7 separate regions of the Homo sapiens genome follow, and regions 1, 2, 4, 5, 6 and 7 are each linked to region 3. The links are chromatin loops, found by intact Hi-C in ENCODE. Cell type or tissue: PC-9. All regions are shown on one strand. Region 1 has its middle 100 kb from the start of SPRY4-IT1. Region 2 overlaps SPRY4-AS1 (SPRY4 antisense RNA 1). Region 3 has its middle 140 kb from the start of FGF1. Region 4 has its middle 79 kb from the start of SPRY4-IT1. Region 5 overlaps RNF14 (ring finger protein 14). Region 6 overlaps SPRY4-AS1 (SPRY4 antisense RNA 1). Region 7 overlaps NDFIP1 (Nedd4 family interacting protein 1).

Region 1 (4,000 bases), 330 kb after region 3:
TTCCCTCTCCCTTGTGGGTTCTCTTGGGCCCCAGAGCTGTGTTCCCCTCATCTGCCTTGGGCATTTTATTCCCAAGGGGATTTATCAGCCCCAGTAGATGCCACCTGCATGGTGTCACTGAGGTCAAAAAAGTTAATAACAGAGAAAGAAGCCAGGCTTTTCTTGTTAAAATGAAAATGCTCAAAGGATCATTGCAAATGTAACTTATTCAGTCAAAAACCATGGTGCCAGGCGCTGTGCTCAGAACTGGGACGTGGTGGTGAGCAAGACCAACATGATTCCTGATCCCTCTTGAAGTTCACCATCCAGTAGGTTCCTCAGAGTCTTTTCTAAGAACCATTTTTCTCCCAGTGTAGACCTCCATGGCCAGGGAATCCAGCTCTTTCCCTTCCCTAGCCTTGCACGTGGCAGCTTTCAAGCTCCCTAAGGAAGGAATCCATGCAGTAAACCCCACCCTTTCCACCTCCAGGCCAAGGGGACACTAGAGTGAAGTTTTCATATCTTAGTCCTGTGGCTCATTAACCACATGACCCCTCAAGTCTCATTTCTTCACCTGCAAAATGGAGATCAAGAGACCCTACCCCTTAGGGATGCTATGAGGATCCAGTTAGATGCTGCCGCTGATAATGACGGCTAACATTTTTTGAGTTCTTTTCTATACCAGACACTGTGCAAGCATTTTGTCTGCATTATCACATTTAATCTTCCTAACAACCTCACAGGGGGGCTGTCATCACCACTGTTTAGAGATGGGGACATATAGGTTATATCATTGCCCAGTGTCACACGGACATTAAGTGGTGGAGCTGGGACACAGACCCAGCCATTCCACACTATGTCGACCCTCCAACCCACTGTCTTACACAGCCCCCCTGGTGAATGCAGGCAGAGTGCTTTTCTTCGTGCCTGGTATACAGCAAGTGCTCCACGAATGGCGCCTCTTACTCAACAGCTGGAGGCTCCCCATGCAAGACTTCCCAAGCTTCAACAGTTCCTAAGGATTGGCCCGTGACCACTCAGCAGTCAGATCCTCCCCAACCCATTCCTGTTCCAAGTCCCAAATCTGCATCCTTACAAAAGCTCAGATTGAAACAGACAGTAGCTGGAAGGCTGGCCTTTCCCATAATTTCCCCAGCAGTCCAATCACTGTGGCCACCCAGCGCTCGGCGCTGGCTGAAAACCCAGATCTCAGCCTCCCCGGAAGCCGAGTGAACAAGTTGGCTCAACAGACTAATTTTTTCTCCCTGTTCCCTTCATTCTACCCTCTGGTCCTGGCCTGAATCAAAACAGCAGGGGCCTGGGAGGTAGCTCCGGGTACCACTGGGACAAGCACAACTCGGTTCCAAAGAAAATGATAGTATGAGGTCACTCATTATAATATTTAGCTCCCAGAAGAAACCGCTGTGAGCCCCATCCAAACCACAGACAGCTTTGGCAGCCCCAGTATCCTCTTACGGTTACATAAGCTTTGCAGGGAAATAAATACCAACTCATCTCGAAGGAATTTTAAGGACTAATAAACCTTAACCAGTCTGTGCAGAGAGGGCTTCCTTCTGAAGGAGGGGCTGCGGTTTTAGAGAGGAAGGATTGAGAGGGCTCTGGGGCAGGGCTGGGAGGGACACCTTGTGGGCCTGGCTGCAGGACATTCCTCAGATAGACTCAATCCTGCAGCCTCATTTGTGGGGCAAAAATCTCCAAGGTCAGCAGGTCAGCCATGTCCCAGGCCACCTCCTTCTTGTATACCATCAGGATCCACTCTCTAGTTTCCTCTTATAGGTAGTGAGTTACCTATCACTGGAGGTATTCAAGCATATTCAAACATAAACTGCATGGCTTTAAGAGACTGTCTAGTTCCAATATTTTATTTTATTTTATTTTTGAGATGGAGTCTCACTCTCTCACCCAGGCTGGAGTGCAGTGGCATGATCTTGGCTCACTGCAACCTCTGCCTTCAAGGTTTAAGTGATTCTCGTGCCTCAGCCTCCTGAGCAGCTGGGATTACAGGCATGCTACAACACCTGGCTAATTTTTGTATTCTTAGTAGAGATGGGGTTTCACCATATTGGCCAAGCTGGTCTTGAACTCCCAGCCTCAAGCGATCTGCCCGCCTCAGCCTCCCAAAGTGCTGGGATTACAGGTGTGAGCCACTGCACCCGACCCCAAGATAGTATTTTATATTATGTTTTTCAGGTATAGGAACTACCCTTGGCATCAGCAAAAGGCAGGATGGTACAGTAGTCTCTCTGTCTTATCCACGGTCTCCCTTTCTGCAGTTTCAGTTACCCATGATCCAGTAAAATATTTAGAAAGAGGCTGGGCGCGGTGGCTCACATCTGTAATCCCAGCACTTTGGGAGGCTGAGGTGGGCAGATCACCTGAGGTCAAGACCAGCCTGGCCAACATGGTGAAACCCCATCTCTACTAAAAATACAAAAATTAGCCAGGCGTGGTGGCGGGTGCCTGTAATCCCAAGCTACCCAGGAGGCTGAGGCACGTGAATCGCTTGAACCTTTAAGGCAGATGTTGCAGTGAACCGAGATCATGCCATTTACACTCCAGCCTTGGTGACAAGAGCAAAACTCTGTCTCAAAAAAAAAAAAAGAAAGAAAGAAAGAAAGAAAAATTAGAAATAAACCACATTCACCTGCCTGGCCAATATGGCGAAACTCTGTCCCTACTAAAAATACAAAAATTAGCCGGGTGTGGTGGCCCATGCCTGTAATCCTAGCTACTTGGGAGGCTGAGGCAGGAGAATCGCTTGAGCTGGGGAAGCAGAGGTTGCAGTGAGCCGAGATTGTGCCATTGCACTCCAGTCTGGGTGACAGAGTGAGGAAAAAAAAAAAAGAGACCACATTCACATAAATTTAATTGTAGTATATTGTTATAATTGTTCTATTTTATTATTATTGTTGTTAAGCTCATATTGTGCCTAATTTGTAAATTATACTTTATCACAAGTATGTATGTATAGTAAAAAAAAAACATATTACACACATATAGGGTTTAGTACTATCCATGGTTTCAGGTATCCACTGGGGGACTTGGAACGTATTCCCTGTGGATAAAGGGAGATGACTGTATAGATAAAAGAACTTGCGTTGGGAACCTGAAAACCTATTGTGTTGTTTTAGCTGGGTGACCTCGGGCAAGCTGCTTCACCTTTATGAGCCTTGGTAAGAAAGAAATAACAATTACTCTCTTCTGTCCTCCCCACCTGATTGCTGGAAGGGGCAGAGAAATTGTAGATGTGTAAACATGTCTTGCAAATCACAAAATCCTATGCTAGTAATGGTGAGATGCCCCAGGTACCCAGGGGACTAAGTAGGGATGGGGGCTTTCTGCCTGTGGTAATAGGAAAAGCACTAGAAGCCCAGCCCGATCACCACTCCATGGTCAGGTTCTTCCATTGCCCTTTGTTTTCTGGGGGAAGCAAACCAAGTGTGTTAGGGTGAAGGCTATAGATTCTGAGGCCAGACTCCCTGCATCTGAATCCTCGATCAGCCATTCACTAGCTGTGTATCCTCGGGCAACTCACTTGACCGCTCTGTGCCTCGGTTTCCTCATTTTATATTTGTATAATAATGGTACCAGTCAGAAGTGGTGGCTCACACCTGTAATCCCAATACTTAGGGAGGCCAGGAGTTCAAGACCAGCATTGGGAAAACAGTGAGACCCTGTCTCTAATAATAATAATAATAATAATAATAATAATAATAATAACAGGGCTGGGTGCGGTGGCTCATGCCTGTAATCCCAGCACTTTGGGAGGCTGAGGCGGGCGGATCACGAGGTCAGGAGTTCGAGACCAGGTTGACCAACATGGTGAAACCCCATCTCTACTAAAAATACAAAAGTTAGCTGGGCGTGGTGGCGCATGCACCTGTAATCCTAACTACTCGGGAAGCTGAGGCAGGAGAATCGCTTGAACCTGGGAGGCGGAGGTTGCAGTGAGCCGAGATCAAACCATTGCACTCCAGCCTGGGCAACAGAGCAAGACTCT
Region 2 (4,000 bases), 190 kb after region 3:
GAGCCAAAGGCCACTGTCTTTCTCTCTCAAAATCCACCCGCACCAAGGACCCTCTTGGCTTTCTAAATGATTGAAGGCAAGCAACTGTGGTCTCATTTCTGGGGTGCCTGGATGACCTCTTGCACAGACACAGGGGATTCTGTGGAGAAAAATGCCAACCCCTGCTCCATCATTTCTAGGTGCACGACCTCTCTGGGTACCAACTTTTCGTGGCTTAGGATCAAATGAGAAAACACGTGCACAGCACCTGGCACAGTGCATGGCACATAGCAGGCACACGAAAACATTAGCTGTTAGGAACCGCACGTTTAATATTCAAAGTCAACCCTCCATACATCTCACCAGCTCTTACCATTGCCCCCTAGAGCTGAGAAATCTGAATAGAAGGGCTTGCATTGGACTGGGGCTATTCAGCCTTAGAAATCCAACTCCAGGTAATCGTTTAAAGGAGCCCATTTTCCTATTCAAGTAGAGTGAAAAGAACTCCACCTCAGTCCCCAAGCCACTCAGGACCTCTCATAAGGCTGGCAAAGGGAAGATTCCAGTCTGAGAGCACTGGCCACCTAACTCTATTCCCAGAAAGTGGAGTCCGGCCCAGAGCTCCCTGGAAGTTGAGGTAACAAGACCCAACAAAAATATCCTGTATTCTCTTCACCACCTGTCTCCGCAAGCGAGTAATAAGACAAAGTATTAAAGAGAGACATCACCAGTAATCAGAATGTGGTAACTAAATGAGTCTTTTGTCTTCCACTTACAATGTGCAAGCTGGTCCGGTTCCTCAGCCTCTCTGAACCTGCTTCCTCAACTGTTTAAAGAGAAAAGCAACCTCTACCTCCTGGGGCTGGTCAAAGGATGAAATGAGAGAATTCTGTTCAGCGGTGTCTAGGACATTAGCTGCTGCTTTTAGTTCAAGAAGCCCAGTGCAGCCTATGCCGGAATAAGCATTACTTGCTCCAAAAGAACACTCTGTACAGCAAAGGCAGCCCTTTCCTAGACCACAGACCACACCACTCCAACATGGGCCACAGGTTGGGAGCAAACACTTACTCCACCAGAGGCTTCCTGAAATCTTACAAGCAAATGGAGTGAAAGTAGAAACTGAGACCCAAACAGCTTCTGAAAAGTGGATGCCCGGCTGGAAGTGGTGAGGGACGTTCCCCCACGAAAAAACTTGGACTTGGCAATCATTGCTTTGGACTTCGCAATGTAAATTGCCACTTTTGATGACTTGGGGATTCTAGAATGTTCCGGTCGCTCACTGATTCACAAATATAAGGTCTGGGGTGACCTAAACCTGCATGGTGTGTTCCAAGAGCCCCCAAAGCGTTCCAAGAGCTGGTGACTTTCGGCTCACGTAACTAACCTGGGCCTCAGTTTCCCTCCAGACCCTAACGAAGGAGATAACGGTTGTTGCCTCTACAGGGAAGCTGCGAGGCTAAACGGGGATGGCGCGCTAAGGCGCTCCCTAGACACAGCACGGAGCTCCCCGCGCGCGGTTCCCATTCGCTCCCGGAGAGAAGGGCGGCGCGCGGGCTCACACAAAAGCCCAGGACCTTCCTCCGCTGCAACTGTAGAAAAAGCAACTGGAACGCGAGCTGGGGCAGCGGCCGGGCCGGGGGCTCCTCCCGCAGGCGCCCAGGAGCCGCTCGGCCCGTGGCCCGGCCGGGGAGCAGGCGCCCCGCGGGAGCGCTGAGGCCCCGCTGTGCCGAACCGGGCGGGGGCGGAGGAGGCGGAAGCGGGGGCGGCCGGAGCGCGGTGGGGATGTTTAAAGGAAATTTACAATCATTTCCTCTCTGTGGTTTGGTGACAAATCAACAACATCCTGTTCTTTTGTGAGGCTCCGGGCGCCTGCGAGGCGGAGGCAGCGCTCCGGCTCTTAAAGGGACACACACAGGGCCCCTCTCCCAACGGTTCCCTGCGGCTCCCCCCCAAAAAAATACAGCTTCCTCAAGGCGTCACCTCCGGGGGCGCGCGGCCGGAATGCGGGGGCTGTGGCCGGAGCCGCCGCCAGGCCACGACCTGGATCGCGTCCCTCACCACCCCCCACCCCGCCCGACGGGAGGAGACGGCCGCGGCGGCGGCGCACCAATCTGAAGGACGTCCCGGCCCGGGGCCATGTCCCGCCGAGGGGGTGGGCAGGGGGCGGAGGGGCGTCCTCCCGAGGGTTCCCGTCCCTCCCCCCAACCCCAGGGCAGCTCCGCCGGGCTTCGGACCTCCGGGTAGTTATCCCCCTCCCCCAATCCCCTGGCCTCGAGTTTTGCAGTCCCAAAACTCTGGATTTATGGTTAAAATGTCGACGTACGCACAGGAGGTTTATAAAATGCCAAAGCAGAGACTTCCCGAGCTGTAGAAGTAATGAGAATCAGATGGTCGGGACCAGGAAAAAAAAAAAAAAAAAAAAAAACTACTCAACTGGCCTCCTGGGATTTCGTTCATTCAGTCATTTAATGAGTATGTTTTACTAAGTGCTGGTCACTACTCTAAGCCCCCGCACCGCAGGAACAACACAGATACGGTTCCTGCCCACAGGGGGCTTAGATTCTCAAAAATGAATGAACAGGATTATTTCACATCTACAAGTGCTATGAGTTTTTTAATGGGTCACATTCTAGAACAGCGGCTTTCTGTAGGGACACCTCTCTGAGGGGTCTGACCTGAGGCATCCAAGGATGAAAAGGCAAGGGTGCTAGGAAGAACTGGGTTGGAAAGGTCCAAACATTATTATCAGGAAAGAGCTCAGAAGTCTCATCCCAAAGACCGAGTGAAGGGCAGCCCCAGGGCTGCATTTTCCCCTTGAATACAAGCCTTGATAAGGGGCTTGGGTCCTTCTGCTCTTGCTATATCGCCTGAGCCTTTCCTTTCATCTCTCGGCCTCACAGCTTCCTATAAGGAAAATGAGACACTGAACTAGATACAGTACTTCTCAACCTAGGTGCAAATGAGAATTCCCAGGGAGGCTTTCAAAAACACTGACACCCCTGACCCCACCTCAGACAAAGGGAATGAGGATCTTTGGTAATGGGGCCTAGGCACTGGCATTTCTGTAAGACTTCAAAAGTGAGTTTAGTGTACAACCAGGGTTAAGAGCCACTGACTTAGGGCCGGGCGCGGTGGCTCACGCCTGTAATCCCAGCACTTTGGGAGGCCGAGGCGGGCGGATCAGTTGAGGTCAGGAGTTTGAGACCAGCCTGACCAACATGGAGAAACCCCGTCTCTACTAAAAATACAAAATTAGCCGGGCGTGGTGGCGTGCACCTGTAATCCCAGCTGCTCAGGAGGCTGAGGCTGGAGAATCACTTGAACCCGGCAGGTGGAGGTTGCGGTGAGCTGAGATGGCGCCATTGCGTTGCAGCCTGGGCAACAAGAGCAAAACTCTGTTTCAAAAAAAAAAAAAAAAGAGCCACTGACCTAGATGATATTTAAAGTTTGGGTTTAAAATGCAGTAAGGTGGCTGGGCGCAGTGGCTCACGCCTGTTAATCCCAGCACTTTGGGAGGCCGAGGCAGGCAGATCATGAGGTCAGGAGATGGAGACCATCTCCTGGCCAACATGGCGAAACTCCGTCTCTACTAAAATACAAAAAATTAGCCGGGCGTGGTGGCACCGCCTGTAGTCCCAGCTACTTGGGAGGCTGAGGCAGTGGAATCCCTTGAACCCAGGAGGCAGAGGTTGCAGTGAGCCGAGATCGCGCCACTGCACTCCAGCCTGGTGACAGAGCAAGACTCCATCTCAAAATAAAATAAAATAAAATAAAATAAAGTGCAGTAAGAAGGCCAGGCGCGCTGGCTCACACCTGTAATCCTAGCACTTTGGGAGGCCAAGATGGGCAGATCACCTGAGGTCAGGAGTTTGAAACCAGCCTGGCCAACCAGCCTGGCCAACATGGTGAAACCCTGTATCTACTAAAAATACAAAAAAAAGTTTAGCCAGGCATGGTGGCAGGCGCCTGTAATCTCACCTACTTGGGAGGCTGAGGCAGGAGAATTGTTTGAACCTGGGAG
Region 3 (4,000 bases):
TTCCCAGAGCACACCTTTGGCAGCCTCCTGGTAGACCCTGATCCTCCCTCTAACTTCCTCCCTCCATTCAGAGGGCATCCTTTGGGAAGCTGGGGCCTATAAGACAATCTGAAGTTCCCCCAGGGGCACCTGAGAGGAGTCCAGCAGAGCAATGAAGTGTCCTGACTCCACCAACCACTAGCTGGATGACCTTGGGCAAGTTGCTTCACCTTTCTGAGCCTCCTCTGTAAGGTGAGGTTGTTGTGAGGATTAAATAGAAAAACACGCTGGGCTTTGAGCCCACTGCCTGGAACATAGTAAGTATTCAGTAAGTCTTGGCTGTGTCCCTGGAGGTCAGTGCTCTGTGCTCTGTTAGGAATAAGCCAACCCAGCTCTCAACACCTCTTCTATTAACAAACTGCTCTGAAGACACTGGAAATGCTATACTTCCCTCCTAGCTCAGTTCTGTGATGTCTCAAGTCACATTAATTTTTATGCAACGAACTATACCTGGAAACATGATTATTTCCTTAGTCACTGAATTCCTGAACGTTCATCTATTACTTGTGAATACTAAGCAGAACAATATTCACAGTGGACAGGAACAAGGTCTTTAGAGCTAGACTTCCAAGCTCAGGTCCCATCTCTGTAACTTGGGCAAGTTACTGAATAGCTTTGAACCTTAATTTTCTCATCTGTAAAAACTGGGATAATAAAGCTCTTATCCCATCAGGTAACTGTGAGCATCAGTTGAAAGAATGGTAAATGATTATGTGCTTGGCTTCAGGTAAAAACTCACTAAGTGACAGTTATTACCATTATTTTTCATTATTGTTACACTGACAATTGAACAAGCAAAACAGACACAATCTTTGACTTATGGGATAAAATGAACAATAGCCATGGTCATCAGTATGTAGCATGTAGATGGAGTTCGATGAAGTATTAGGGTAAATGTTCAGATGAAGCAGAAACCAGAATGCTGAGTAGAAAGGAGAAGGTATCATTAAAATGTCTTCATTTTCTGCAAATGTCATTGAGAAAAACAAATGACTGGTGAAGAAAAGACAAGAGGGTAGAAGGTGGTGGTAGGAGAGTCCTGAAAGTTTGAATTTTGCAGTTTTCTGTTAAATTGTTCAATAAAAGAAACTTCCAGTGTATCTCTTTCCAGAGACTTCGCAAGCTAAGGCTCTACCCTCCTCCTTTGGACAACTCCTTTCTCAGGGTCTGCCATTTCATGAAGAGACTGCCAGGTCGCACACATCACCTCACCGCTATACGATTTCTACCATATGCAGAGTTCCTCTAGCATGTTGGGAATTGTTTAAATAGCATTTTATAAACATTTAGTCATTCAGTCTTCATATTCTCTATCTATACTGACTCCAAGCTTTTATTTCATTTTATATTCACATCCCTGCCCTGCACACGGTGAGTACTCAAATAAGTTCCTGCTCCCTAACCAGTCTTACTTAGAATCTCCAATCTGACTCATTTGGACTTGTAAATGGTCCAGTGTGGCATTCAAATAAAAAAAAAATAGAAGGGGCCAGGAGGGGGCAGTGATGGGGCAGAGCTTGCCAGAGAAAAGGAGATGCCTGCTATTATCCCAGATGATTTCAGGACACACAGAGATCGTTTGCATTTAGCCCAGGAGAGGGTGCTACCTACTTCTAAGACAGCCTCTCCAAGAAAGACCAGCAGCAAGGCCTCTGCCACCTGAAGTGAGGCTGGGGCTCAGGCTCCCCCGCAGCCCTTTCGCTAGTGCAGAGGAAATGCCCGACTCCCCTACCCCTCCTTTGATACAAAGACCTCTTCTAAAATAGCAGGCAGGTGTCAAGGGAGCATGAAAATATCAGCAGAGCAGATGCAAAAAGAGTACACGGATGTACAGATCCAGGACAAAGATTTTCATCTTGTTTTAAGCATTTATCCAAGCAGCTCGCTGGATATTGGGGATAAAGAAAAAACAAACAAACAAAAAAACTCCATTATCTCCATCATCACCACTACTACTGCTGCATATACTCTGAGACTGCTTTTAAAAGATTCTGAGAAGAGAGGGGAAGTGTCAAGTATAGGGTTGGGTGGTCAGAGATCACAGTATATTGATGAGCCCTAAATGTGGATCTTCTTCCAGTCTTTAAATAAGGTATCTTTCTATTACCTATATTCTATTTAGAATATAATTCTATTTTCAAAGTCATTTTGTATTTGTGGTGAAATAACCCCTCTGTAGCCTGGGATCTAGAAGACCAGGTTTTATATTCCTGGTGGCATTCCCTATTCTGCCTCTCCAATGATTTTCTGCTAGTTCCATCATTTCTTGAGAGCTTAATATGCCTCTATCTTTTTTTTTTTTTGACAGCGTCACGCTCTGTTGCCCAGGCTGGAGTGCAGTGATGCAATCACAGCTCACTGCAGCCTTGACCTCCTGTTTGCCTATATCTTGAATTCTTGAATAAGAATAATCACTAGCATCTTTTCAGCAATAAGACAGAACTTTTGCCCATAATGCACTTTAAACAAAAGAAAGCATTATACTGAAGCAGATCACTCACCTGCTTCTCATTTGTCTTTTGAACAAAAGTCAGACGTCATTCTTTCTCTGAACAGAAACCCAGATAACAAAAGTAATAAGTGAATAAGAAATAAAGTTAATGTCCAATTGTGGTTTCCATCTGAGTTTAAAAAGCAGCTTTGGCACAGTTGCTGGGAACGTAACTGCAGGGAGCACTACTTAGATATTTAACATACGATTTAACCTAGCAACTCCAATTCTATGAATCACGTCTACCAATGTATTGGTACATAGATAGATGTGCAAAGGAATCCGTTGCAGCAATCTTTGTCCAGACTTCCAGAGCAAGACTCTGGAAACAAATGTCTATTAACAGGAAATTGGTGAAATAAATTACGGTACATCTACTGTACAATGGAATTCTATGCAGTCAGAAGTCGATGTATATATATGCTGTTTTGGACAGATGTTTAGAACTATGATTAAATGTAAAAGCAAAGTATATTACAGTGTGTGCAGTACAATCCCATTTATGTTTATATATATGTGTGTATATGTGTGCTTTTTAAAAGGAAGGGCTCTACATACATGGAAAATATCTAGAAGGATATCCTGAAAGCTTTTAACATCATGACTTTTAGATAAGGGGTCATGGGATATGGGGCACGTTTTACTATACATTTCTGTATTGTTTGAATAATTTACACGTGTTACGTCCTTGGTAAAGCCAGCCTCAGGAAATGGTAGGTACTTCTCTCATCTGTCTTTAGAAACCATGTTGGCTTTGGCCGGGCGTGGTGGCTCACGCCTGTAATCCCAGCACCTTGGGAGGCCGAGATGGGTGGATCACAATGTCAGGAGATCGAGACCATCCTGGCTAACACGGTGAAACCCCATCTCTCCTAAAAATACAAAAAAATTATCTCGGTGTGGTGGCGGGCGCCTGTGGTCCCAGCTACTCGGGAGGCTGAGGTAGGAGAATCGCGTGAACCCGGGAGGCGGAGCTTGTAGTGAGCTGAGATCACGCCACTGCCCTCCAGCCTGGGCGACAGAGCGAGACTCCATCTCAAAAAAAAAAACAACAAACCATGTTGGCTTTATTCACCTATATCTAGAGTCCAAGTGATAGAAATACCAAAGCAGAGGACAGTGGTGTCTGCCAGCACAAGTCCCTGTGGCTGAGGGGACATGTGAACTCAAGTCCCATTAGACATGAAACCATTATTTTCACTTTTTGGTATTCAGGTATTAAGTGATGCTCACTGCATTAAGCTTTTAGAATGATCTTGATGATATATTACCATCTCTTGGAGTAAAGATTCCATGACTCGGCAGGAATGGGCACATTGTTCTCAGCAGCTGAGAATGATACTGTGGAGCCTGTCGCTAAGCACTCTAATTGGAGGAATATTTAGCTAGTTGAATTGAGATTAGGTTCAGCTGTGAGGAACAGAAACCCTCCAATAAATAAAAGTTTATTCTCTATCATATAAGAAGCCT
Region 4 (4,000 bases), 310 kb after region 3:
TGGGGTTTCACCGTGTTAGCCAGGATGGTCTCGATCTCCTGACCTTGTGATCCGCCCGCCTCGGCCTCCCAAAGTGCTGGGATTACAGGCGTGAGCCACAGCGCCCAGCCCCAACAGGCATTTTTAAGAGACTTGAAAAGCTATTTCAAAAATGTATATAGAAGAGCAACTGTCCAAGAATGTCAAGGCACTTATGAAAAAGAGTAAATTGAGGGGAACCTACCCTACCAGATACCATGATTTAACTTACCATTGAGACTGTAGTAATAAAAATGATGTGGTATTGGAAAGGGATGGACACATAGATCAATGGACCAGAACAGAGAACCTAGAACAATATCCATGTATATATGGAGACTTGATTTATGACTCAGTGGGCATTTCAGATATTGGGTAAAGCCTGGACTATTTAATAAATGGTGCTGAGACACTTGGTTAATTAAATAGAAAAGAGTGGCCAGCTCAGTGACTCACACCTGTAATCCCAGCACTTTGGGAGGCCAAGGTGGGCGGATCACCTGAGTTCAAGAGTTCAAGACCAGCCTGGCCAACATGGCGAAACCCTGTCTCTACTAAAAATACAAAAAAATTAACTGGGCATGGTGGTGTGAGCCTGTAATCCCAGCCACTCCAGAGGCTGAGGCAAGAGAATCGCTTGAACCCAGGAGGCAAAGGTTGCAGTGAGCCGGGATCCCACCATTGCACTCCAGCCTGGGCAATAGAACAGGACTTCATCTCAAAAATAAATAAATGCAAATAAATAAATAAACAAATAAATAAAATAGAAAAAAGCAAAATTGCATCCCTGCCTCATACTATATACCAAAAAATCCATTCTAGGACTTAAATATGAAATGCAAAACTATAAAACCTTTAAAAGGCAACAGAGAGAAATACTGTTATATGCTTAAGAATGGGGAGAATTTTTTAAACAAGAACAGAAGCCCAAACTATAAAGGAAACAATTGATAAATTCAACTACATTTTTAAAAGAGAGAGTAAAAAGATAACTTAGGCCAGGTACGGTGGCTCACGCCTGTAATCCCTTTGGGAGGCCAAGGCGGCCGGATCACCAGGTCAGGAGTTCGAGACCAGCCTGGCCAACATAGGAAAACCCCGTCTCTACTAAAAATACAAAAATTAGCCGGGTGTGGTGGCACGTGCCTGTAGTCCCAGCTATTCGGGAGGCTGAGGCAGGAGAATCGCTTGAACCCTGGAGGTGGAGGTTGCAGTGAGCCGAGACCACACCATTGCACTCCAGCCTGGGTGACAGAGTGAGACTCCATCTCAAAAAAAAAAAAAAACAAAAAAAGAGATAACTTATTGGGAAAGAGATAACTTATTGGGAAAGGATATTTGGGACATATTTAAATAACAAAGGATTAGTATGGAGAATATATAAAGTATTCCTACAAACCAAAAAGAAAAAGCAAAAATAAATTATAAACATGAGCAAAAGCCTTGAAAAAGCCTTTCAAAGGGGAGGAAATACAAGTGGCTCATTAGCATGTGAAAATATACTTAACCTCATTAGTAATCAGAGAAATACAAATTAAAACCTTGATGAAGCCAGGTGTGATGCCTCATGCCTGTAATCCCAGCACTTTGGGAGGCCCAGCTAGGAGGACGGTTTGAGGCCAGGAGTTTGAGACCAACCTGGGCAACATAGTGAGACCCCATTTCTACAAAAAATAAAACAAACTATCCAGCTGCAGTAACACGCTCCTATAGTCCCAGCTACTTGGGAGGCTGAAGCAGGAGGATTGCTTGTGCCCAGGTGTTCAAGGGTGCAATGACCTATATGATCATGCTACTGCATTCCAGCCTGGGTGACACAGACCCTGTCTCAAAAAAAAAAAAAAAAAAAAAAAAAAAATTCCTTGAGGAGATACTCTTCCACACTTACCCAACTGACTACAATCAGAAAGCCAGACAAGGCCAGGTCTTGGAGCAACAAGAACAGGATGTGGAGCAACAGAACTGCTCTCCACCACTAATAGTAGAATAAACTGGTAAAACCACTTTGGAAAAGAGCCTCGCCTTAGCTAATAAAGACAAATATGCACATGTTCTACTACCCAGCAATTCCAGTCCTATGTTATGCACTCTAGAAAAACTCCTGCCCAAGGGTACCAGGAGGTATGCACAGATGTTCATGGCAGGGTTTTTCAGCAGGGTCAGGACCAGAAGGAGGAAGAACGGCTCCTAGGGCAAAAAACTTAAGGTGGTACTCCCCTACTCCCCTTCAGGACTGTTGTAGGTTGTGGTCTCTAATATTGCACGCGCAGTGTTGATAGCAAGCTGAATGATAGCCCTTCAAAAGTACATCTGTGTCCCAAAACCTGTGCATGTGACCTTATTTGGATAAAGGGTTTTTGGAGATGTAATGAAGTTAAAGATCTGAAGATGAAATCATTCTGTTTTTTGTTTGTTTGTTTGTTTGTTTTGAGACGGAGTCTCACTCTGTCACCCAGGCTGGAGGGCAGTGGTGCGATCTCGGCTCACTGCCAGCTCCGCCTCCTGGGTTCACGCCATTCTCCTGCCTCAGCCTCCCGAGTAGCTGGAACTACAGGCGCCTGCCACCACGCCTGGCTAATTTTTTGTATTTTTAGTAGAGACGGGGTTTCACCGTGTTAGCCAGGATGGTCTCGATCTCCTGACCTCGTGATCCACCCGCCTCGGCCTCCCAAAGTGCTGGGATTACAGGCGTAAGCCACCGCGCCCGGCCTGAAATCATTCTGGATAGACTGGTTGGGTCCTATATTCAATGACAAGTGTCCTTAGAAGAGACACACAGAAGAGGGACACAGGGAGAAGAGGGGAAGGCCATGTGAAGGCCAAGGCCGAGGTTGTAGTCATGCAATCATAAGCCATGGGCCAAGGACACTTGGAGCCACCAGAAGCTAGAAGAGGCAAGGAAAGAGTCTCTGCTAGAGCCTTTGAAGGAGTATGGCCCTGCCAACACCTTGATTACAGACTCCTGGCATCCAGAACTGCGAGAAGAAAAATTTCTGTTGTTTTAAGACACCAAGTTAGCAATAATTTGTTATGGCAGCACTAGGAAACTAGTGTGACTTCCCTCTTCCTCACCCTAGTCCCAGGCCTGTTGCTCAGGATAGTAAAAAAATGAAACAACTCTAATGTCCATCAACAGTGGAATACATGAATAAATTGTGGTGCTATTTATAATGGAATATTTTAGCAGAATGAATGAACTGCAGCTATGTAGATCAGTTAGGATGGGCCTCGAAACCAATGTTGAGTGAAAGAAGCAAATCAGAGAAAACTACAGTGTATGATTCCATGTATACATTTCAAAAATGAGTAAAAGGATACAATGTATTGTTTAGATTTGCATGCACAAATGGTAAAACTATAAAGAAAGCAGGTGATTTATCAACACAAAACAGTGGGTGCTTCTGGGAAGGAGGGACATGTGCTCAGAAAGAGGCACTCGGGGCTTGTAAGGCTGCAGTGTTTAAGCTGGCTACTGGGTGCCGTGGTAGTTCTTGTATTATTCCTCTTTACATTCTATATCTTGCATTTAATATGCTTTTTGATATCTTCAATATAGTTTGTAATGAAAATTAACAAAGCAAGTATAGGCTATGGAAATTAACATGCATGGTATAGTATGCTGTGTCTCTTCTTAGATGAAAGATCCCATAAGATACGGGCTAGTTAGATTGTGAGTCAGCCTGTCAATCAGTCATCTAACACGTATGCACCAAGCTCTGGTACAGTGTGAGGCTCTGGGTTCCATAACGAAGTAACACATTTTAGGGAAAGGTAATGGGAGTGGAGACAAGAGAGAACACACAATGATTTATTTGCAAAATTAATTTTTAAATCCAAAAATGTGTTTAAGGGCCATGACTTACAACATTTTCTGTTACTCAAAGTCTTAAACCTTTCCAGGATTGATACATGAAAACAGTTCAAAGGTGGGAGTTTGAACACATGCATTCCAAAAGCCCGCTAGAGTAAGATGAAGGGAATT
Region 5 (4,000 bases), 560 kb after region 3:
ACAGGACCACATGCTTACATCCCGTCTCTCACTCTTCCTGGGTCTGCCTCAGCCCTCACTGGCTACCACACTGTTCCTGGAGCCCTCTTACATGCTCATAGCCCAAGGGCTTTGCCCTTGCTGTCTCTGCCTGGAATTCTCTCCTCCCAGGTGTCCAGAAGGTTCAATCCCACACTGCTGAGACTTTGTTCAAGTGCTATCTTGATGGAGTCTTCTCTACTCTTTAAGATTCCAACATTGCCCTGCCTCCCCTAACTCCCTATTTCTTCTCCCCAACTTCTATGGTTTTTTTTTTTTCTTTTTTTTTCTTTGAGACAAAGGTCTTGCTTTGTCATTCAGGCTGGAATGCAGTGGTGTGATCAAGGCTCACTGCAGCCTTGACCGCCTGAGCTCAAGAAATCCTCCTGCCTCAGCCTCTTGAATGTCAGCTGGGACAACAGGCACATACCACTGCACCCAGCAAATTTTTAGTGTTTTTTTGTTTTTTAAGAGAGACGGAGTCTTACTATGTTGCCCCGACTGGTCTCAAACTCCTGGCTTCAAGTGATCCACTCACCTCAGCCTCTCAAAGCACTGGGATTACAGGAGGGAGCCACTGCGCACGACCCATGGTACTTATCTTCTGATGAACCAGATAATTTACTTAGTGTCTCTTTCCTTCCGCCAGAATTTAAGTTCCACATGGGCAGGGAGATTATGTCTGTTTTATTTACTGCTACATTCTCACCACCTTGAAAAAGAGTAAGGCCCATTGCTGGGTATTCCATCAGTATTTGTTAAATAAGTGAGTTATTCTAGGAAATACTATAGGTTGCAAAAAGTAGAATGGTACTGAGGGTAAGACAATCGCTTTTAAAATTTACATGTATTTATGTTGTATTAGTGTGAGTTTAGCTGCTTTTCCTTTTTTGGTTTGTTTTTATAATGAAGGGAAAAAAGGAGATCCAAGCAAGGAAAAGAAGTGACTGTGTTAACTTTGTACTTAGCAACTTCAGCATCAAATCTCCCTAAGTTTCCAATGTACACAATCTTCTCCAAAGCATCCTCTGGCTCAGAGAAATGTGGGAGTCCTTGGAGTGGTAAATCTTCAGACAACCTGAGAAACTGTACAGTCTAAACGATGGGTGATGAAAGTTGATTATTACCATAAACATTGGCTAAGAATACCCCTAAAGCTCCCATAACCAGATTTCTGACCACACTCAGTCTGGCCTGATTTTTTTAGTTAAGCTAAGGTTTGGGGAGCAGGCTGGCTACTCTTACCAGCATCAGAGGGCACCATGGGGTTACAATTCCTTGGTCCTACTTAGGGGCTTTATATACAACTTAATTTCCCTACTTTGGTGGTTGAAGGTTAAGTGCCACTATCAGGAGTGACACTCTACTATGTAACAATTGCATAAGATGTCAACTGTGGTTCACATACACTTTTGAGTATTTAAAAATTTCTGATAATACTGCTGTTCCTGCCTTGATAGTACTGTTAGATACCATTCTGTCTACTAAAGTATAAAACAGACTATAATGAAATATAATGAGGAAAATTTAAATACCAGAAATTAAATCTACTTCTGTAACAAAACAACATACTCTATACCTGTCTTAACTAGTGACGATATTTTTAGAACATGGGAACTGCTGCCACCTGCTGGTGATGCTTATGGCAAAGTTAATACTAGGTAGGAGGGAGATCCAAACTCCAGTCAAAATTCTGAAATTCCCTTTCAAAGCAGACAGCCACGTGAACAACTTTATTATTATCTCCTCTAATTAACTCTCATTGCTCTTGACAGAAAAAATAAATACAAAGTATATGAAGAGATTACTAATGTAAATTAGAACTGTCTACTACTAAAAAAATGACTTTGGGCAAATGACTTTGGGCTGGGTGCGGTGGCTCACACCTGTAATCCTAGCACTTTGGGAGGCTGAGATGGGTGGATCACTTGAAGTCAGGAGTTCGAAACCAGGCTGGCCAACATGGTGAAACCCCGTCTCTACTAAAAATTAAAAAAAATAAAAAATAAAAAATTAGCTGGGTGTGGTCGTGGGCACCTGTAATCCCAGCTACTTGGGAGGCTGAGGCAGGAGAATCACTTGAACCCGGGAGGCGAAGGTTGCAGTGAGCCGAGATCAAGCCACTGCACTCCAGCCTGGGTGACAGAGCAAGACTCCGTCTCAAAAAAAAAAAAAAAAAAGACTGCTGACTAACACCACAAATCTGTCTGGGAATATGGCTTCTGATACTGAGCCTTTCTTACGTTCACCAGCTCCTCCACAGGTCAACAGGAAGGGATACATCTACTCAACAAACTTCGGGATTTAGCCAAGATGGCAGGCTAATTCTCACACCAGGGCACAGTCTAATGGGTCCAGCTGACTTCCTGACTTGATCAACTTGCCCAGTGTTTAATGATGTTTTTCAAGAAGCCGAGCAGGAAAATTACCAGAACAGGTGAACAGCCTAAAACTGCATACACAGCACTGAAGCATCCTGAGAAGTAACTGATTTAAAGCTACAAAAGACCTCAGTCAAAAAGAAATCACTGATTTGCTGAGCCTGCTAGGATTAGGTAATCTGTCTTCAAAAAGTTTTCTGGCTCCTGCCCAATCCAGATGTACCAAGGTATAATTAATGTTTATATAACAATAAAAACAGATGAGACAACTGTGACAGCTGAGAGGGGTCTAAGGAGACATGATAACTAAATATAATAACGTGGTGTCCTAGAAGGGATCCTGGAACAGAAGAAGGACATTAGGTAAAACTAAGAAAATCTGAATAAAGTATGAACTCTACTTAATAATATCAATACTACTTCATTAATATGACAAATGTGCTGCACTAATATGTTAATAAGGAAAACCAAGTGAGGGGTACATAGGAACGCTGTACAATCTTGGCACTTTTTCTGTCAATCTATATTCTAAAATAAAAAGTTTCTTTTTAAAAAATGGATGGTCTGTTAATAGGGTAGCTAAAAAAATAAAAATTATAATAATAAAAATTTAAACTAAAAGAAAAATGGATGAAACAAGATGCATCTCAACTGACAAAGGCAGGCCCTAAAGTTAGTTCGATCACAAGCTTAAAATGTCACAGAGCTATTTTGATTTAAAAAAAAAAATTATGGCCAGGCGTGGTGGCTCATGCCTGTAACCCCAGCACTTTCGGAGGCTGAGGCGGGTGGATCACTAGGTCAGGAGTTCGAGACCAGCCTGGCCAACATGGTGAAACCCCATCTCTACTAAAAATACAAAAAAATTAGCTGGGCACGGTGAGCATGCCTGTAGTCCTGGCTACTTGGGAGGCTGAGGCAGGAGAATCACTTGAACCTGAGAGGTGGAGGCTGCGGTGAGCTGAGATTGTGCCACTGCACTCCAGTCTGGGCAACAGAGGGAGATTCCATCTCAAATAAATAAATAAATAAGTTATTTGATAGCTTATTTTCATTTATCAGCTCTAGACCCAAACCTTTTATATAAAAATGAAGAGACACTGACTATTCAAACTCCCCCAAAAACACCCAGGAGGCCAGGCACTGTGGCTCATGCCTGTAAATCCCAACACTTTGGCAGGCTGAGGCAGGAGCATTACTTGAGCTCAGGAGTTCACAACCTGGGCAATATAGCGAGACCTTATTTCTACTAAAAAGAAAAAAAAAAAATTAGCTGGGCATGGTGCTATGTGCCTGCAGTCGCAGCTACTCAGGAGGCTGAGGTGGGAGGATTGCTTGAGACCAGATCTCAAGGCTGCCGTGAGCTATGATCGCACCACTGCACTCCAGCCTGGGTGACAGTGAGACCCTGTCTCAAAAAGAAAAAAGGCCCATGAAATTCATACTAATTTATGGCAAATCTCAACCCACTCATAAAAAAAGGCTTTCATGAAATTAAGGTAGGTACAAAACTCTTTATTCTATCATATATTTTGCTGACACCACAACCTTCCACAAACCCATTTGTTTTACAGGGCATTTGGGGAGTTACCCAAATCTTT
Region 6 (4,000 bases), 100 kb after region 3:
CCCTCAATGGCTAAAATGTAAAAGACTGGCAATATTAAGTGTTGGTGAGGATATGGGAGGAAATGGAACTTTCATAGATGCAGATGAGGATGCAATTTTTCAGGCACTTTACAAAACAGTTTGGCAGTTTCTGATAAAGTTAAACATATACTTACCATATGACTTAGAAATCCCACTCCTAGGTATTTACCTAAGAGAAATAAAAACGCATATCTACACAAATATTTATATGTCAATGCTCATAGCAGCTTTAGTCATAAATTCCTGTCCTTCAACAGGTAAATGAGTAAACATATTATAGCATCTTCATACAACAGATAATTACTGAGCCATAAAAATGAAAAAACTACCCACACATGCAGCAGCGTGAATGAATCTCAAAAGCATCATGGTAAGTGAAAGATGCCAGATACAAAAAAACTACTTACTGTGTGATTTAATTTATATGAAATTCTAGAAAATGCAAATTATAGTGATTAAAAAGCAGGTTGCTGGTTGCTAGGGGTCGGGGAAGAGGTAAGGAATTCACTGAAAATAAAAGAGGGATCTTTTGGAGGTGTTGGAATGTTCTATATTATGATTGGGGTAGTGGTTATAAGACTTTATACATTTGTCTAAACTCGTTGAACTGTATACTTAAAATTGATTTTACCACATTAAATTATGTCTCAATAAAGCTGACAAAAAAATAAATATACTGAAATCGGTAAGTAGACCAAAGAGGCAGGCAGAAGACAATCCACTAGGGAAAATATTCAAACTTCTATAATTAAATCATCTCTTAAAGTATTTATTTTGGTTTATATTTCATAGTAGACACAATATCTATACATTAGCATATGTATATAATTTATAAATAAATATTCATATGTTGAGGCACATACTCAATTTGTTTTCACTGATAGGGATGAAACTCTCAAAACATCTGGAGAGTTCAGAGTTGCTTGCTATAAGCCTGGCAGGGCAATTTCAGTGCCATGGTAGAAGCAGAAACCAGACTGTAACTGGAGTTGAGCAGTGGAGATAGCAGGCAAACATCTTTCAAGATATTTGGTGGCGGGCACCAAAACCAAGGAGGCAAAAACAGTGACCTCTGGTCGTCCTCACTGCTCATTATATGCTAATTATAATGTATTAGCATGCTAAGAGACACTCCCACTAGAGCCATGACAGTTTACAAACGCCATAGCAATGTCAGGAAGTTACCCTATATGGTTTTAAAAGGGGAAGAACCCTCAGTTCCAGGAATTGCCCAACCCCTTTCCCAGAAAACTCATGAATAATCCACCCTTTTTTAGCATAAAAATCAAGAAATAATTATAAGCACCATTAGTCCAGCAGCCCAAGTTGCTGCTCTGCATATGGAGTAGCCATTCTTTATTTCTTTGCTTTCCTAATAAACATGCTTTCGCTTAAAACAACAACAAAAAAAGACATTTGGTAGAGAGGAAGGGTACGGATAGTTACAAGGAGAGTGGAAAGTTGTGGGAAGGTGATTATTTTTAGGATGGGTCATTTTAGTATAGATTTAGAGGAAGGAGTTAGAAAACACAGACTGATGAAACAGGAGGGAGAGAGAAGGAAATATTGTGGATGAAGTTCCCAGAGTTTGCAGGAGGAGTTGGTTCTGGGGTCTCAGTGAAGAACTGAGAGAGAGAAAGCTGTGATGTTGCTGGTCTCATTTTTTACTGATTACTAAGCAAGGTCATCAGTGAATGGAATGTGATAAGGCAGGGTAAAGTAGAAGTCATCTTTAGAAAAATGAGCCTGAGAAATAATATCCGGAACGACTAGAACCCTCACTCCCAACACACACACTAGTAAACAAGTAGTTGTGAAACAGCAGCTGAGTCTCTACTATTGATATGGTTTGGATTTGTGTCTCCACCCAAATCTCAGGTCAAATTGTAATCCCCAGTGTTGGAGGAGGGGCCTGGTAGGAAGTGACTGGATCACGGGGGTGGATTTTTCCCTTGTTCTTGTGATAGTGAGTTCTCATGAGATTTGGTTGTTTAAAAATGTGTAGCACCTCTCCCTTGTCTTCCTCCTGCACCAGCCATGTAGGACAGACATGCCTGCTTCCCCTTTGCCTTCCACCATGACTGTAAGTTTCCTGAGGCCTCCCTAGCCATGCTTCCTATAGAGCCTGTGGAACCGTAAGGCAATTAAACTTCTTTTCTTTATAAATTAAGTCTCAGGTAGTTTTCTTTATAAATTAAGTCTCAGGTAGTTTTCTTTATAAATTAAGTCTCGGGTAGTTCTTTATAGCAATCCAAGAACAGATTAATACAACCATCCAGTTATTTTTATGGTGCTGGTGCCATTGTACACTCTCATTTCTGAACTAACCCTTAGATGCTTGACAGGAGTTAGCTGCTTAAACTTGGCACGAAAGGAAATGTCTCCTTATGCCTACTCCAGCAACAAATGGCCCCAGTAAGTGGAAGGTGGTAGGGATTTAAGTGGAAACTGGTGAGCTGATATCTTTAACCCGGGGTCCCTTTGTAATTTACCCATCGCCCACCCGATCTTGGACCAAGTTTTCCCATTATGCCTCAGAAGCTAATTTTGGTCCTACTGGTCAGTGCTGCTCTGGGTGTGGTGGCTGTGTGGGTGGGGACCACCAGGAAGTAAAGGAAGTGGGACTGGTGAATCAGGTGGGGCCCTCCTTCAACACAGCCTGACTCACCCAGGAGCATGGGAATAGGGGCTTCAGGGCTGGCGGCGCCACCTCTGAGCAGCACCAGGGCCTTGAGGGGCATCATTAGTGGTTGCAGATGCTTACCCAGCACTTCTTGCAGGATGGCCTGGGGCCTGCCCACATGCCATTTGGGTAATTATGTCCTATTTACCCTCCTGCAGATTCAATGAACTGACCATGGACTTCCTGACGACCTCTCTGAATGCTGCCCCTAGTGACATAGCAGGTTGAGCCTTAAAGATGGTGCTTCTTCCACATGTTCTCACTTATAAGTGGGAGCTGAACAATGAGAACACACGGACACAGGGAGGGAAAAAACACACCCTGGGGCCTGTGGTGGGAGCAGGGGCAGAGGGGGCAGTATCAGGATAAATAGGTAATGCATGGGGGGCTAAATACCTAAGTGATGGGTTGATAGGTGCAGCAAACTACCATGGCACACATTTACCTATATAACAAATCTGCATGTCCTGCACAAGTATCCTGGAACTTAAAATTTAAAAAAATAAAAATAAATAAAAAGATGGTGATTCTTGCCAAACCCCTCCAACCCTCTTTCCTCCCTACTCTATGCTGGAGGATTCAACAGGACTTAGTGGAAGGGCCTCTGGCCACCCTCTCTGTTCAGTTCATCAGCTACAATGTGTCTTTTCCCCAAGAAATCCAGACAGCCTCTTTTGCTAGTGTCAATGCATGATATAGAGGACTTCTTGTTTCTCTACCTCTAGTAATGCTACCTTTTTTTTTTTTTTTTTTTTTTTTTTTTGCTCCAAAGAAACAACCCTCCTTCACTTTTTAGTTGAGGTGGCTCAGGTGGTGCCAACACTACCCTCAGCTTCAGGGTGGGCCCATGAACCAGCCTGGCTCAGTGGAACACTGACATCTGTTAGCCGTAATGACTGGTTCAGCAACAGATATGGGACCCAAAGAGAGTCAACAAGACCCAGTTCCGAGAATTCTGAGGATCTCTTAGGAAGAATTGCTTTTCTCTGCTCATGTTACTGAGAGCACAGAATATAGGTCAGAAGTTACTGGCAGCTTTTTTTCTCTTGATGAGTTTGAATACACCTCATGTGCTAAGAACTGCCTCAAGTGTCTTTATATATATCAACATTATCTCATTTAATTCCCACATCAACTCCAAAAGTTGTAAGTTCTATTACATGAGGTGGCATAGTTTGGAGGTCAATAGTACTGGCTCTGGAATCAGATTGCCTGGGTTTAAACTCTCGCTCCATAGGTACTAGCTGTGTAACAGGCAATATTTAAACATTTTGTGCCTCAGTTTACTTCATCTAT
Region 7 (4,000 bases), 400 kb after region 3:
GTTATGGGTGAATCCTAGTCGTCCTGCAGCCCAAGGTCCAAGCTAGTTTACTCCATAACCTTAAGTAAATAACCGCGGTTCCTATGAATACCTTTCCAAAACCATTTATTATAAAAACTCACTCTTTATCCATTATCAGTATTAACGTATCAAAGTGAGAAAGAACATGGGAGAGAAAAATGACAATTAATGCAGCGTGAACATTTTCATCCTGAATACCAGTAAGGACTCTAGATGATATATGGTGCCCACTTCATGTGCCTCAAAAGATTTTAATTTTCAGAACATTTAAACGATTAAAGAGAAATCATCCTCTTAACTAGGTATTTTAAAGCGTATCAAACTGTAGGTTTACATTTGACAAAGTCTTATGGACCACCAAATACGTAGAAATAGGAATTCCAAATATTTCAGTTCGTTGAATATACAAAACCAAATAAGGCGCAAGGACCTGAAGAATAAACACAAAGCTAGTCTACAATGTTTGAGTTAACGTGATTTAGGACCCTTCTATTTTGTTCTGCAAGATAATTTACATAGTTCTCTCTGCTATATGTGTCCACATCTATTCAGATTGTTACAGATCTTTTCATTCTGGAACTTAGAACATTATAGGCCATACAAACTTCCAAACTCCATTGTTGCTATAATCTGATTCGAAATGGAAAAAAAAAAATCTTCAAAGAAACTTCCATAAAACTCCCTTCTCTATTATCAAATATAACTTCTGAAAAAGAACACACTACACTATTATTCATAATAATCCATAAACTGGTTAGAGGGATCATTGAAATGTCAATCCAGGAGGCTCCTAATTTTCCTGTTTGGCTTTCAAACAACCCACACTTCTGTGCATTATATACTGATATCCTGAACGACTTCCTATGCTGATTCTGGATATACATACACAGCAGATGAATGGACATTTGCAGCTATCAGACTGTGCTGGTGCTGATTTGTGTAGTAATTTGACCATCTTGGTGTATTTTTTCTTCATATTTCTTAAATAGAAAATGAAAAAAATCAAATGGCTGATATCATAAAAACAACTGGTCTCTAAATTTAAGATTGAGACAAGAATAGAAATCAGGAGAAATGAGGAATCTTTAATTTCAACTGACTGAATGCTCACAGGACTCAAACCAGTTGGTGCATTCAACTGAGAAAAAGAACAAATGAGAACATGCAGAAAACACTGGAAATAAATTATCTAAAATTATGTCTAAAAATTGAAGCATAATTAGGAATTCCAGAATGATTTAAGATCTCTACAACTCCTCTCTACTTTTTTAGTCCATTATCTTTTACAGAACCAATGTTCAAATACATTTTTAGGAATGTATTTAGTAGGATATAAGAGGACTTCTTGTGCTGAAAATGAAGAAAAAAATTGACCCAACATTAGTTTTTTAATCGCATCTACTGAATGATTCCCTAAGATTAGAAAAAATTGCCTTAGCAATCAACAAATGCAAGCCAAGAAATTAAGCACTAATCTACAGTAAAAGGTGCTACACAAGAGATATTTATTAATGTTCTGTTGTATTTACAGTTTTAACATAGCAAACCAAGATGAATTACCACTTGGGCAGAAAGCACATCATTCTACATTATAACCCACTGGTTTCTGCTAACACATTGTAAAAGCAAGTAGTACAGTATGTTAGGGATCATCTCAAAAGTTCCAAGCTACTTCTTTCTTTGCTCCTAAGTACCTAATCCTCTCCTTACTCCCAGACTTTGGCCTAATCACCAGGAGACAAAAGGAAAATAAGGGGGGTGGGGGTGGGGGTGGGGGTGAAGAACGCTAATTATAGAAAGAGTGTCAAGAATTACATTTTAGTAATTAAGCTTCATTTGTATCCTAGTGCTTTCTGTTTTATACAGTGACAACACCTTTAGAATCCCTTAGGTACAATAAGGTACCGCAGAATTGTGAATACAGGCTATAAAAAATTAATGCTTATTATTTACCAATTAAAGACTTATTTTTGACCACACCTTAAATGTATTTTTGCACTATGATTTTGCTTCCAGGTGTTCATACAGAATTGAATAAATTTCTAGATTAACTTGAACAGCAAATATGGATTATGTGCAAAAACACAGTCATAGCAAAAGTTTAACTTTTGAGAAAACCCCTTTAAAATGGCCAGCATTATACATATCTTACAATATTTAATTCCAAGTTCATTTTGAGATGGAGGATGAATAAAGCAAGACTGCCCCCTACCGACTACAGGGACATGGCTCATGCTACTTAAAATGACTACAAACAATATATAAGGCATTATTAATACATCACAGACTTGATTGCAAGAGCTTTTTCAAACATTAACCACTAATGATTCAATGATTACAGAATTCTGCATTAACTATTAAAATTTTACACCTAGGAACAAATAGAGAGAAATGATCTTTTCAACAGTACTTTATTTTTTTAAAGCAGGTGATTATTCCTCTGTGTTCTGCATCTTGATTCACTTCCTGCAGGTGTTCTCTTGCTTCTTGAGAGAGAATTCATAAATGCAGGAAGGCCTTTGCCAGAAAACATCTGCCAGAGAAGGATATTGAATATTGAAACTCTAGTTAGCTTGTTATTTTGGCTAAGAGAAGGATGTAGTCACAAAAGAAGGCAGGATGTTTGGAGACACAAGTGCATTTTAACATAGTTTTAAGATTACTGTATACTGACATCACGGTATTCAATAAACATTAAAATTTCAGTTCTTAAAGTTATCAAGGCCTCTAGAACTAGAAAAAACTGGAATGCTTTTTCTAAAAACTCCTGAAGTCAGGAGTCTCTCTTTCCAAACCTCTTAACAAAAGAATACAATGGAAGCAGTGCTACTGCGCATCCCACACTGAACGCTGTCAGCAATGACTGAAACTTGGGACAGAGAGCATAATCCAAGTGCACAAGTAATTTTCCTAATATACCTGAAGATACTGTTTACCCTAACAATTCCACTAGATATTGCACAAGGAAGCTTTCCAGTAAGGATGCCAACCATGTCATGCTATACCTCAACCGAGCATGGCAAAATTAGAAAACAAGGATAAACTCACAGGTACCACAAATACTTTTAAAAAACAAGTTTTCCTAAAAAGTCATTGTATTTGGGGCATGTTTCTCTTAAAATAATACATGTACTTTCAAACTAAATTTTAAGAAAGGAATATATCTGACTGAAATAAATGCTCTCGAAATAATGCCTACGCATTTTACTAAATGCAGTTTTCATCTAATACTTTGAGGCATTTCTGTACTAGTATATTGTTTTGGTTCTCATGAAAATAACTTGGGAAAAACTACAAGTAATTCCCTATATTAACAATAAAAGAAGAACTATTAAGAATAAAAGAAGAAACACTAAAGAGATACATTTACTGCTTAATAAACATTTATTGAGAAACTATTTTGTGGTACTCAGCAAGAAGTGAGAGTTGGATGGGCTCAAATATCGGCCTATAACTTACTTTTCTATCCTCCAAATTACTATAAAAGCCACAAGAAACTCTTCTATGTCTTTTCTTTCTTTTCTTTTCTTTTTTTTTTTTTTGGAGACAAGAGTCTGTCACTCAGGCTGGAGTGCAGTGGCGCGAGCTCGGCTCACTGCAACCTACACCTCCAGGGCTCAAGCCAACCTTCTGCCTCAGCCCCGCAAGTGACTGGCACTAACAGGCGTGCACCACTATGCCCGGTGTCTTCTGTATCTTTTCTGATTAGATTACTGCGTAAGTATTTAAAAGGCTGCCAAAATGGAGAGAGACTACAAACACACTGGAGGAAATGAACATATTTTAATATTATCAACATTTTTCCAAACTATAAATTCATTTGTGTTGTGATTTGAAGTAAACCACTGAAACTGATACAAGGACATCTTTTCTTTAGATTGAGAGACATAAGAGATTGAAAGACCTCGGAAAGCACAGAGACAGAGACACAAAAATATGAGGAACTCTAAAAGCCAAGCAGAAGCAAAAAAGAAAATTG

Evidence for each region. Hi-C counts contacts between places; a loop is a spot of excess contacts. Peaks named below come from ENCODE experiments on the same cell type or tissue, not always from the same donor. Only the 100,000 strongest peaks of a DNase experiment are listed, where the experiment ranks them.
Region 1: a loop joins it to region 3, with 11 times the contacts of the local background. A loop is called at or near these places in 6 of 110 quality-filtered maps.
Region 2: it touches region 3 in a loop (8-fold over the local background); 42 of 110 quality-filtered maps call a loop at or near these places.
Region 4: a loop joins it to region 3, with 5 times the contacts of the local background. A loop is called at or near these places in 2 of 110 quality-filtered maps.
Region 5: a loop joins it to region 3, with 13 times the contacts of the local background. A loop is called at or near these places in 21 of 110 quality-filtered maps.
Region 6: it touches region 3 in a loop (6-fold over the local background); 23 of 110 quality-filtered maps call a loop at or near these places.
Region 7: a loop joins it to region 3, with 14 times the contacts of the local background. A loop is called at or near these places in 96 of 110 quality-filtered maps.

Annotation. Positions count from the first base shown.
Region 1 is chr5:142,213,587-142,217,586 of GRCh38, reverse strand. No RefSeq gene overlaps it. Among named protein-coding and RNA genes, the nearest start is that of SPRY4-IT1, 100 kb to the left of the region's middle. RefSeq lists a silencer at 1,010-1,179. In PC-9, no CTCF peak of the experiment used is centred here; a DNase peak (open chromatin) is centred at 1,526; H3K4me3 peaks cover 453 bases; H3K27ac peaks cover 1,048 bases.
Region 2 is chr5:142,354,903-142,358,902 of GRCh38, reverse strand. All of the region lies in intron 3 of SPRY4-AS1 (SPRY4 antisense RNA 1), which reads right to left. Among named protein-coding and RNA genes, the nearest start is that of SPRY4-AS1, 32 kb to the right of the region's middle. RefSeq lists a silencer at 1,553-2,202 and enhancers at 2,240-3,041, 3,042-3,843. In PC-9, no CTCF peak of the experiment used is centred here; a DNase peak (open chromatin) is centred at 1,812; H3K4me3 peaks cover 2,078 bases; H3K27ac peaks cover 2,776 bases.
Region 3 is chr5:142,546,538-142,550,537 of GRCh38, reverse strand. No RefSeq gene overlaps it. Among named protein-coding and RNA genes, the nearest start is that of FGF1, 140 kb to the left of the region's middle. RefSeq lists an enhancer at 1-48. In PC-9, CTCF peaks have their summits at 1,393 and 1,598 (motif pointing right); a DNase peak (open chromatin) is centred at 1,507; H3K27ac peaks cover 709 bases.
Region 4 is chr5:142,237,609-142,241,608 of GRCh38, reverse strand. No RefSeq gene overlaps it. Among named protein-coding and RNA genes, the nearest start is that of SPRY4-IT1, 79 kb to the left of the region's middle. In PC-9, no CTCF peak of the experiment used is centred here; a DNase peak (open chromatin) is centred at 1,988; H3K27ac peaks cover 1,229 bases.
Region 5 is chr5:141,990,191-141,994,190 of GRCh38, reverse strand. It overlaps RNF14 (ring finger protein 14), which reads right to left. Exons shown (of 9, transcript NM_004290.5): 9 at 3,899-4,000. Among named protein-coding and RNA genes, the nearest start is that of GNPDA1, 21 kb to the left of the region's middle. In PC-9, CTCF peaks have their summits at 1,427 and 1,633 (motif pointing left); a DNase peak (open chromatin) is centred at 1,670.
Region 6 is chr5:142,444,150-142,448,149 of GRCh38, reverse strand. The region is part of intron 3 of SPRY4-AS1 (SPRY4 antisense RNA 1); the gene reads right to left. Among named protein-coding and RNA genes, the nearest start is that of SPRY4-AS1, 120 kb to the right of the region's middle. In PC-9, no CTCF peak of the experiment used is centred here; DNase peaks (open chromatin) are centred at 1,779 and 2,729; H3K4me3 peaks cover 1,374 bases; H3K27ac peaks cover 4,000 bases.
Region 7 is chr5:142,150,285-142,154,284 of GRCh38, reverse strand. NDFIP1 (Nedd4 family interacting protein 1) reads right to left here. Exons shown (of 8, transcript NM_030571.4): 8 at 1-2,554. Among named protein-coding and RNA genes, the nearest start is that of NDFIP1, 44 kb to the right of the region's middle. In PC-9, CTCF peaks have their summits at 2,030 and 2,234 (motif pointing left); a DNase peak (open chromatin) is centred at 2,184.